2 separate regions of the Mus musculus genome follow, and region 1 is linked to region 2. A link is a contact called in ENCODE Hi-C or POLR2A ChIA-PET data. All regions are on one chromosome and are shown on one strand. Each heading gives the region's core, a stretch centred on a gene start or an enhancer-like site at or near the end of the contact. The rest is flanking DNA. Distances are from core to core; before and after follow the strand shown. Region 1 holds the start of 1700122O11Rik (RIKEN cDNA 1700122O11 gene). Region 2 has its middle 11 kb from the start of Gm41591.

Region 1 (3,456 bases), core at 498-2,997, 36 kb after region 2:
CAAGTACTCCAGAGAGAGGCAGGAGGATTAGAGGTTCCAGGTCTTTCTTGGCTACATAGCGAGTTTGACATCAGTCTGGGCAACAAGAGACCCGGGAGGGAGGGAGGGAGGAACCTGACCTATGTTTCAATCTTTTAGAAATATCGTGAAGATTTCATGAGCTAATACATCTCAAAGTGCCTAGAACTGTGTTAGACTGTTGCTGGTGTAACAAAAAAATATTTATTTTGAAGGAAGATGAGGCAAAGGGTTGCCCCAGGCACCTGGGGTGTGGGTGACCTCTTTGGCAGAGGGTGTGTGTTGTCCCTTAAGAGCAGAGCTCTTGGAGGGAGGGTTGATAATAACCGGAGGCCACATTGACATTGCGGTCTGCTGTTGCCCTGTCTTGGGCATAGTAGATCTCTTAGGGGAGACCTTGGGTGGAAGTCTGGGAACTGCTTTGGGCATCTTCAATCTGGACGCTGATAGAGGCTCCATCAGAGGCTGGTTTCTTAGCCAGCTAGACTCTTCTCTAGATCCCAATGAGGGCAAGGTTTTAGGGGTGGGGCAGGAAGTCATGGAGGGTAGGGGGTGGAGCCTCATCTTTGAGCTCAATCTGCAGCCGCAGAGGCAGGTTCCACGGAGTGAGGGCAGGGAGAAATCTTCCCACCACTGGGCTTGCTCTGGGGAGGGCCTGGGCCAAGCCATCAGGCCCCACACTGAGTTCTGCTTGGGTACTCCAAGAAGGGCCTTGATCCTGAGCAAAAGGAAGGAAGAGTGGAGTCAGGGAGTGGAGATAGAGGGGCAGCGGACCGATATGGTCATAGAGTGAGGCTCTCCAGAGCCGGGAGGGACAGGAGGAAGAAGGAAGGCGCTGTGTCTCAACACACCTGTTTTGTTCTTCTTTCTCTTGCTCTTGGTCTACATTCTCCTTCCCTGTTTCTTCTTCTTCCTCCTCTTCCTCAAGTTTTATTTTGTTCCAAATATCTTCCAATGATGAGATCTTGGACATAGGACTGAAGATAGAATTCACCCATCTTTCCTCTTAAAAAAAGGGGGGGGGATGGTAGGAACCTCATATCAAGAGAATCCAGGATTGACAGATTCAGGGTTGGGGAAGAACCAAATTCCTTCCCTAGCTCACACTCTCACCCCAGATTTAGGCCTTAGGCCTACCAACGCTGGACTATTTGGATGGCAATCTTGCCACTTAGAATATAGTGACAAACCCCCCTAGCTTTTTTTTTTTTTCTGAGGCAGTGTCTCACTATGTAGTCCAAGCTGGCTTCAAACTCTCAATTCCCCTGACTGATGCAGTCTTCCAAGTGCTGGATCACAGATTTGTGAGGCTACACCTGGCTCTCAGTCCCCTCTGCCTGACAAAAACTCTACCAGTTAGGTGACTCAAGGCCCAAGCCTGGACCATTCATCACTTTGACAGATGCTTTGAATCAGTCCCCTCAGTCCCTCTCTCCTCCGATGGCTACCATTACCTTTGTTTGTACCTGGCACGTCAGGGACGCTTACAGAGAGCCTTACTAAGCCATAGTGGGGCTTTCTTCCTTGAACACACACACACACACATGCACAGGAACACGCACACACGCACGCACACACACTTCTAACCAGTACTTCTGTATAGATTTGGGGTTGAGATTATTTCTGCTCATGTCTGTCCATGAGACAGACCTCCAAAGTCACTTGGCCAGTGGCTGACAGGCCACGGGACATGCCCATGCCACTCCATCCTATCCACTCGGAGTAGAAGGGAAGGGAATGTGAGCAAGAACTTCTTTATCTTAGCTTAAAGGGAGGAGCCACACCTCCAAACCTATTGTGACATCATCCTTGTGAGCCATAAGTCCAAAGGAGCCATCATGTCTTTACCAAATCTAGCTCCTTAGGGTCTCTGGGATGTTAACTCTCCTTCCATTTCCCCAGCTCCTCTGTGGAATGGATGAGATACCACAGAGCCCACAGTTCAGCTGGGGACCCCTCTCCTCTGAAGAGTCAGGTGCTGCTGGGATTAAAGGTAGCACCAGCAATGCCTGACTGGTTTTGAGACAAGATCTCATGATGTAGTCCAAGTTAGTCTGCTACTTCCGACCTGTTTGTCTCCACCTTCAAAGATTAGTATGTGGGCAGATACCCTTGTGCCTGACCTTGAGAGTGTTTCTAGACATTGATGATAAACTTCGATGCTCACTACATTTGACTGGAGAAGGAGAATCTGATGTGGGTATTTTGTTCTTGCTTTTGACAAGTCTCTTGGTTAGCCCAGGCTGGTTTCAAACTCATTATCCTCCAGTCTCAGCCCCCTGAATACTGGAATAGCGGGCATGGAGAGCCTAAATTTCTACAGTAGTATAGCTGGAGTCCTAAGCTTAGGCTAATTTCTGAGCAGGAACGTGAAGAACTGGCAAGATCTCTCTGCCCTCCAGTTGGTGCTGAAATGCCCCTGACCTGGAACCTCACAGTCTTCTTTCTGTTCCTGCTGTGGAACTTTAAGGTGTGTGGTTGTCTTGGGAGTATGCAAGGGGATGGGTATACCAAGTGTCCCTTCGTGGCTCTTGTCTCTCTTCCTTGTTTTTATTGGCTAGAGTAAAGAGATCAAGTCCAGCACAACAGCTGGCCTGCCTGTCTAGGGAATCTTAGAGAAGAAAGGGCTAGGGTTTGATGACCTAGAAGGCCGAGGAACACAATCCAGGCTGAAGAAGGAAGCCTGCAGGTAAGTGTGAAGTGAACGCTTGGGATTTCCTTACTGGCTACCCTGGGCAAGCATCTCCATCTCCTAGAGCCCCATTATCTTCATCTGCAAAGTGGAACGCAAGTTGGTTCCCATCTCTCCAGCTCATGCAGAGAGAGTAGATGGTGCAAGAGAAAAGGAGTGGCTGGCACACAGTAGGACCCCAGATATTGCAAATAATACATATTGCCGGCCACAAAGTGTTGTGCACTTTCCTTCGAGTCCCACCTCTCTACCATCTGCCTCTACTTAAAAACAATCCCTCCCTCCCACGTGAGTAATTTTCCCTCTCAGTAGCTCCCTGAAGCTGACAGCAACCAACTCTGGGCGGAGTCCCGCAGAGGCTCCTGCCCATTAGTCAGGGTTTCCAAGGCCCTGCCTGGGACTCCCCCCTCCTCCCTCTAGGCAAGGACAGGAAGTGGGGACTTTGAGAGTTGCAGTCTTCCCCCGCAGTCACTATGCCTGCAGTCAGTCAGTGTCTCCCACGGAGGGCGAAACACGGGCCACCTGCTTCTGCCTTCTACTGTTCAGTCCCTGCAGTGGTCCTGACGGCCGGGCAACTGGGCAACCCGTGTGGGCTTGAGCTCTAGGATAAATTTACTACGCGACGTTGAAGAAGCTGTCCTCTGGGTCTCAGTGTAAAAGATAAAAGATAAAAAGCGGCTGCCCCTTGCTGCCTAGTGTATTGACATAAGTTCCATTCCAGGGACCCCTAAGTGTGGAAGGCAAAA
Region 2 (6,383 bases), core at 2,723-5,222:
CTCACTCAACATGGGAGGTCCGAACATGTGTGCATGGCTCATCTCTTCCAGGGACATGATTTTGAGAAGAGGGGTGTTTGAATCCAGGGCAGAAGTGCTTCCCCCAAGGATCAGTCAGGACTCTGCCACTGAACCAAGAAGGTTCATAGAATCCCAACTGTGGGATCCTTCAGGGGAACTTGGGGCTGCCTGCGCTTAGACACTGTCCACAACCACTCACCTGAGTTTGTCTGCTCTGCACTGGTCACTGGTCAGTGAAGATGCAGTAACGCACAAAACAGACTGCAGAGCCCTGGCGGTGCATGCCTGCCATCCTCGAATTTGGAACGTGAGTGAGTTAGGAGTTCAAGGTCATCCTAAGCTGCATAGCAAATTGGAGGCCAGCCTGAGCTCCTTAAGACCTTGTCTCAAAAGCCTGGGTGGTAGTGGTGTGTGCCTTTAATCCCTTGAATGGCTTCTCCAGTGATATAATAAATTGAATTGAGTTGAAATTAGAGTAAAAAGGGTCAGGGTTATTGGGGCAGCTCTCACAGGAAGAGGTCAGTGAATTCACAAGGCTGGCCTGGGGTAGGGACTTCCTAAAGAGGAATCAGGTCAGGTACTGGATGGGGTCCTAGCCTTATTTGGGGAGTTTAGGGCCCTGTAGGTGGGGGTCTTAGGTCCAGTGGTAACTTTGGAATCCAGAACTAGGAGCTGGCTTTGTCCAGTGTGCTGAGTGAAGGCGCCTGGTCAGAAGAGAAGGGCGGGAACCTCTTGGTCCAGGCCATGTTGCCTTTGTCCCAGAACCTCTGGTCCAACACCGAGTGCTCAGTTGGCAGAGGCAGGCAGATCTCTGAGTTGAGGGCAGCCTGGTCTACAGAGAGCTCTAGGACAGCCAGGGCTACACAGAGAGACCCTGTCTCAAAAAGGGGCGGGGGGGGGCGGGGTAGGACAAACACAAAAAATTGGAAGCAAGCAAGCAAACAAACAAACTCTTCCTTGCTCAATAAAAATTTAGAACCCCCATTCAGGTGGGGCAAGAAAGGCGATTAGAACAGCAATAGGTAGGGCTGCAGAGGTGGCTCAGCTGGTGAGAGTGATTGTGTGATTGTGAGGATCTGAGTTCAAATCCCAGAACCCATGTAAAAAGTCAGATGTGACTGCTCAGGTAAGTGTGTGTGAATGGAGGGGGGTGTTTCAGTGTGTGTGTGTGTGTGTGTGTGTGTGTGTGTGAGAGAGAGAGAGAGAAATAGAAAAATAGAGAGAGAGTTGGGCTCTGCACTTTAGCATCTGTCACAAGCATAAAACATGCTCACAGGCACAGATGGAGTGAGAGAGAGAAGAAGTAAAATGAATATAGAAAAATATGAAGGAATATGGTGACTGCTACAGGAGAGAGCGAGCGAGCAGGAAAGGGAGTTACCACGTGCCTGGTGGTTAATTTCAAATTGAGGCCTCAGGGGAGGGAGGCTTCGTGGAGAAGGAGACACTTGAGCTAAGTTGAAGAGCTCAGGGTTGGGGGCGGGGTGGGGTGTGTGTCCTAAGTATAAGAAAGAACAAATTCAAAATCCCAGAAGTGGTTACAAGGGTGTGTGTGGAAGTGGCTGTGTGGGACTCAGGGACCACGGTCACCTGAGGACTAGGGTGTAGAGCAGCTGTGGCCAGAAGGGCTAGAAATACTCTCCAGTCAGTGTCTCCCACTGGCAAGCTGCTGTTGGGGGAGCTAGGAACAGCAGCCCCCCAGGTGCAGTCCAGGAAACAGGAAAGCAGCAGGATCTAGGAGAACTGGATTGGAGGGGCTGCAGATGTGACTCAGTTGGTAGAGTCTTTGCCTGGCTTGTAGGATCCTGGTGTGGACCGCCCCCCCACCACCTCCTGCCCTCACTGCATAATCTGGGTGTGGGAGGTAGAAGCAGGAGGCCAGAGTCCAGGGTTATCTCTACTACACAGTAAACTTGAGGGCAGCCTGAGATACATGATTGGGGAGGGGGCAGGAGAGGGGTGAGGGATGGGTGGGTGGTGGTAGAAACTCAGTAAGGGAGCGAATGGAGGGGGTGGGGCTGGGCTTGGACAATTGCCGGCTAGGTAGCCTCACTAGAGCTGCTATACAAGTGAACAACCAACCCCTGGCAGGAACAGGGGCTGCAGGATTTCAGATGCACATGATTTTAAGACAGCGAAACACACAAACACTCCCTGTAAGCTTCTAACCAGGTGGACGGCATCTAACCTGCGAGCGAGTGATTTCACTACTAGGGATATTCCCCCAAGGGTAAGGATGGGTGGAGCCTATCTCCACTCAAAGTCGTGAACCAAAGCTGTGGATGTGCGGATGTGGCTCCACTGATCTAGTGTGCACTGAGCCCTTGGCTTCATTCCTCCTAGTATTACATAAATCAGGCTGAGAGATGCACACCTGCAAATCCTGGCGCTTCTGCGGTAGAGGCAGGAGCACATGAGACCCCCCATCTTAAAACAAAAGCAAACAAATTAGATGTGGCTGGGCACAGCTCAGTGGTAAAGGGCTCATCTAGCATATGTGAGGACCTACTAGGCTCATATGTGAGGACCTACTAGATTAATATGTGAGGATCTAGGTTAAATTTCCAGGACTATCAAAACCAAACCAAACCAACCAACCAGAACCAAACACCAAACACCACAAAAAACAGCATTAAAGAAAAAAAATTAAATTTTAATAAATGTCTTTATTTATTTATTTATTTATTTATTTATTTATTGGGTGTGTGTGTGTGTGTGAATGTAGGTGAGTTAGGTAGTCAAAGACACCAGGTGTCCCTGGAGCTGAAGTTACAGGTGGCTGTGAGCTGCCTAACAAGGGTGCCTGGAGGTCAAGCTGAGGTGCTCACAAAAGCAGTGCCCGCTTTTATCCATGGTGCTTCCTCCCCAATCTAGTAAACTTTACAAAAAAAGAGAGAGAGAGACCCGTACATAGGGGGCTTGGTGGGTCCTGCCCAGCCCTCAGAAGGCAGAGGCAGGCAGATTTCTATGAGTCTGAGGGCAGCCTGCTTTATAGAGAGAACTCCATAGCAGCCAGGGCTATGGAGTGAGACCCGGTCTTCAAAAAAAAGAGGAGGAGGAGGAAAGGGAGGAGGGAGGAGGAGGGGAGGGGAGGGGAGAGGAGAGGGGAGAGGAGGGGAGGGGAGGGGGAAGAATCAGCTGTGGCCGACTCACACAGTGGAATGCTCACCCCAGTAAAAATAAGTTTGCATTGGGAATGGAAGCAATGGCCTCCGTGCTGGGAGACTCTCCAAGACACTGTACCAAGTGAAATAAAACAGCTGCAAAAGAGAAGCAAGCACGGGGAAGACGCAATCTCGTGGTCCCATTCATAAAAGGATAGAGACAAGGAAATTTAATCTACGATGATAAGAGTTTTTAAAAGGGGGAGGGCTTGCCTGGGGGCTAAGGGTTGGAGGGGACGGACTTATTTGAGAAACCTACATCCATATTCTTGGAGTCTTCTTTGATTTTTTTTCCTCTCCATGTGCTTTTCTACTGTTTCTTTTTATAGAATTACTTGTTTATCTTAGGTGCTGTGGGTGTTTTCCCTGCATGTGTGTATGTTTGTGCCATGTATGCGATGTATAGGGTTTACAGAGCCGCATAACATCCCCCTGGAACAGGGGTTAGAGTTGTGAGCCTCCACGTGGGTGTTGGAACCCAACCTGGGTCGTCTGTAAGAGTAACAAGTGCTCCTCCTAACCGCCACGTCTCCAGCCCGTCTCTCTATTTTGAATAAAATCTCCAAGTCTGCCTTATGCTGGCTACTCCTGGGTCAAAGCCAAGAATCTCGGGCTTGTCTGAGTTGAAGCCCTAAAGGGTTAAGAGAACCCCCTTGGGCTGCTGAGGGTAACAGTGTGGAGCTGTGTCTCTGCCCCCCCCCCCCAGCTACTCCCCCAAGCTACCCCCCACCCCCGCTGATACAAGGACCGGAAGTGAGGAAGCAGAGGTCTGTTATAAGGGTGGAGTCTTGAGTGATTGACAGCAGCGCCTGTGTAAGCGCTGACTAATGCAGCCTCCAGGGCATCTCTAGGCTCTGTCCACCTCCCTCTCCAGCTCTATTTGCAGTAACTGGGATCCAGTCAAACCAGTTTGCCCGACGTCACTGTTCACTCTCATTGGCTTGTCTAACTGCGCATTTGTCCCCTGCCTTTCGGCTTCTACTGAATACCGAAGGTGTTCTGCCTTCGTGGTCGACACCAGCCAGCCAAACCTCTCCTAGCTGGGGAAGGAGGAGGGCCAGGCAAGCTTCCGCAGCGACAAAAGAAACAAAGCACCCGGCTGGTGAGATGGCCCGGCAGGTAAAGGCACTTGCTCCGAAGCCTGCCTACCTGAACTGGATCCCCAGGGATTCACACGATAGGAGAGAATCCGTTTTCAAAAGTTGTCCTCTGATCTCTACAAGTGTGCTGTGGTAGGGACACACACTCTCCCACTCTCTAAAAGACTAAGTATATAAATATAATTAAAACAAAAGGAAATAAAGCTAATTCAAGCTCCGCTTCCCTCATCAGGTTAAGACTTGCTGGATGCCAGTGTGAGCTTCCTCTGCTGAGCGTCCCAGCCCTGCCCCTCTTCCCATCATGGGACACCAAGCTCAGGGTCCGACTGGGTTAATTTTTACACCTGGACTGAATGCCTTTCATCTGTGTGTGGGTTAAGAGTCTTCTGTTGAGCAAGGAGTCTCAGTTTTGGGAATCCTACCCCACCCGTGAATGAATGATTGGAGGTGGAGCAGTTATGGAGGGCATCCAACTTCCCTGCAAGTGAGTGGGATTCTTCAGGCTTACTTAGCTTCAGCCCCAGCCTAGGGTTGGAGTTGAGTTTGAGACACATGAGACTCTCAACATGAGTTGAGAGTAGAGAGAGACACGTGAGGACTGCCAGGCATGGTGGTGCACACCTGTAATCTTAGCACTTGGGAGGCAGGAGGATGCTCAGAATATTCACCAAGGTCATCTTCAGATACCCATCGAGTTTGAGGCTAACCTGAATTACGTGAGACTCTTGTCCAAAAAAAAAAAAAAAAAGAAAAAAAGAAAGAAAGAAAGAAAAAGGACAAAGGACATAACCTACTTGTGGGGCAGGAAAGAAGTGACAGCCCTGCCTATATCTCATTATTGTTTTTTTTTTGTCCATATAATTGTTAATCATTTATTGAGAGGAACTGCATCTTATACGACCTGTTCCTGGTTCATCGGAACACAGGTCAGTGATGAATGTCCATGAAGCACAACCTGAAGCATCCTTTACATCCTGGAATCACGTTGCTCTCTAAGCAGTACCAGCTTCCTTCTCTCATCCTTCTCAGAATCATAATTTCTGTAGAAATTTGCATATGCCTTCTTTCTTGGTCCAGCCATGGCAAACTTACAGGAAGTTGCAACTCCTAGGGTCACAATGAAGGCACAAGCAACATGAACTTGCAGACACTTGGCCAGAGACCTGGCACCTGAGGTTTCCACAACAAACCAGAGCTCATGGTAGTGAACGTCCTCTATACAGATGTCCTCCCCGGGTCTTGGAGAAATGGAGGCTCATTGTATGCTTACAAGGACTGAATGCTATTGACCACATAGCCCAGGCCAAGAGTGTGCCCTACTCATTCTGGGTTTCACATGATTGTGGGTGTCAACTGCTTTTCACCAAGTAGGCACTTGATAAATGTTTAAAGTCTTGTCGGAGGATGAGTGAGATGATGATTCAGCAGATTAAAGCTCCTGACCAGGTCTGGGGACCTGAGTTCAATCCCTGGAACCCACATAGTGGGGAGAGACCTGACTCCCAACTGACCTCTGCCTTCTGTGTGGGTACATGCATGCACATGCACAGACACGCACAGACATACACAGACAGGCAGACACACACACACACACACACACACACACACACACACACACTAGGGGTTTATCTCTTCTGATGGCCTGGTCCTTGTAGGCATAAGTTTTTCTCAGTCTACTTTAATGAGTGTTCAACCTCTCCTCTTGCCCACCACCCGGCAGAGGTAGTGGAAGAGAAAAGTTATTAGGACATGGGGGAAGTGGACCTGTTTAGCAGTCCTTCAACAGTTAAGACCTGTAGCAAACACCAAATACGACTCAGCAGCTGCAGACCCATCCTCTCAGCAGGCAGGCAGACACCACGCATGAACCAGAAGATATAGTTCAGTCCTGAAAAAACTGCAAGGCTTGCCAACTGGCCCAAGGCCCCTGAAGCCACCAGAAGCCGCAGGAACCTTATGAGCAGTTTTTTGGTGAGTTTCTCTCAATGGCGGTGTCGCCACTAGTGGAGCTCAACAATACCATGTCAGGCAAACCAATACATGTGGGTTGTTATCGAAGAGTAGTGAGGTGGAGCAAACCAAAATAATACTTCCTTCC

The links. Hi-C counts contacts between places; a loop is a spot of excess contacts on that map. ChIA-PET counts read pairs that join two places held with the same protein, here RNA polymerase II (POLR2A).
Region 1: a loop to region 2 is called in a map of gastrocnemius, with 2.2 times the contacts of the local background. The contact joins the promoter of 1700122O11Rik here to the enhancer-like site in region 2. A Hi-C loop is called at or near these places in 2 of 37 maps with a recorded cell type or tissue (T-helper 1 cell and gastrocnemius). POLR2A ChIA-PET finds 5 or more read pairs at or near these places in 3 of 5 experiments (all embryonic stem cell).

Annotation. Positions count from the first base shown.
Region 1 is chr17:48,036,546-48,040,001 of GRCm38, forward strand. 1700122O11Rik (RIKEN cDNA 1700122O11 gene) reads right to left here and starts at 1,748. Exons shown (of 3, transcript NM_029689.1): 1 at 1,669-1,748; 2 at 870-1,023; 3 at 200-736. The coding sequence starts at 1,726. The coding sequence ends at 223.
Region 2 is chr17:47,998,088-48,004,470 of GRCm38, forward strand. No RefSeq gene overlaps it. Among named protein-coding and RNA genes, the nearest start is that of Gm41591, 11 kb to the left of the region's middle. Within about 2 kb of position 3,973, at least 2 of the 3 ENCODE cell types and tissues checked have a DNase peak (open chromatin) inside an H3K27ac peak, as active enhancers do; they include gastrocnemius, where a contact is called at or near this core.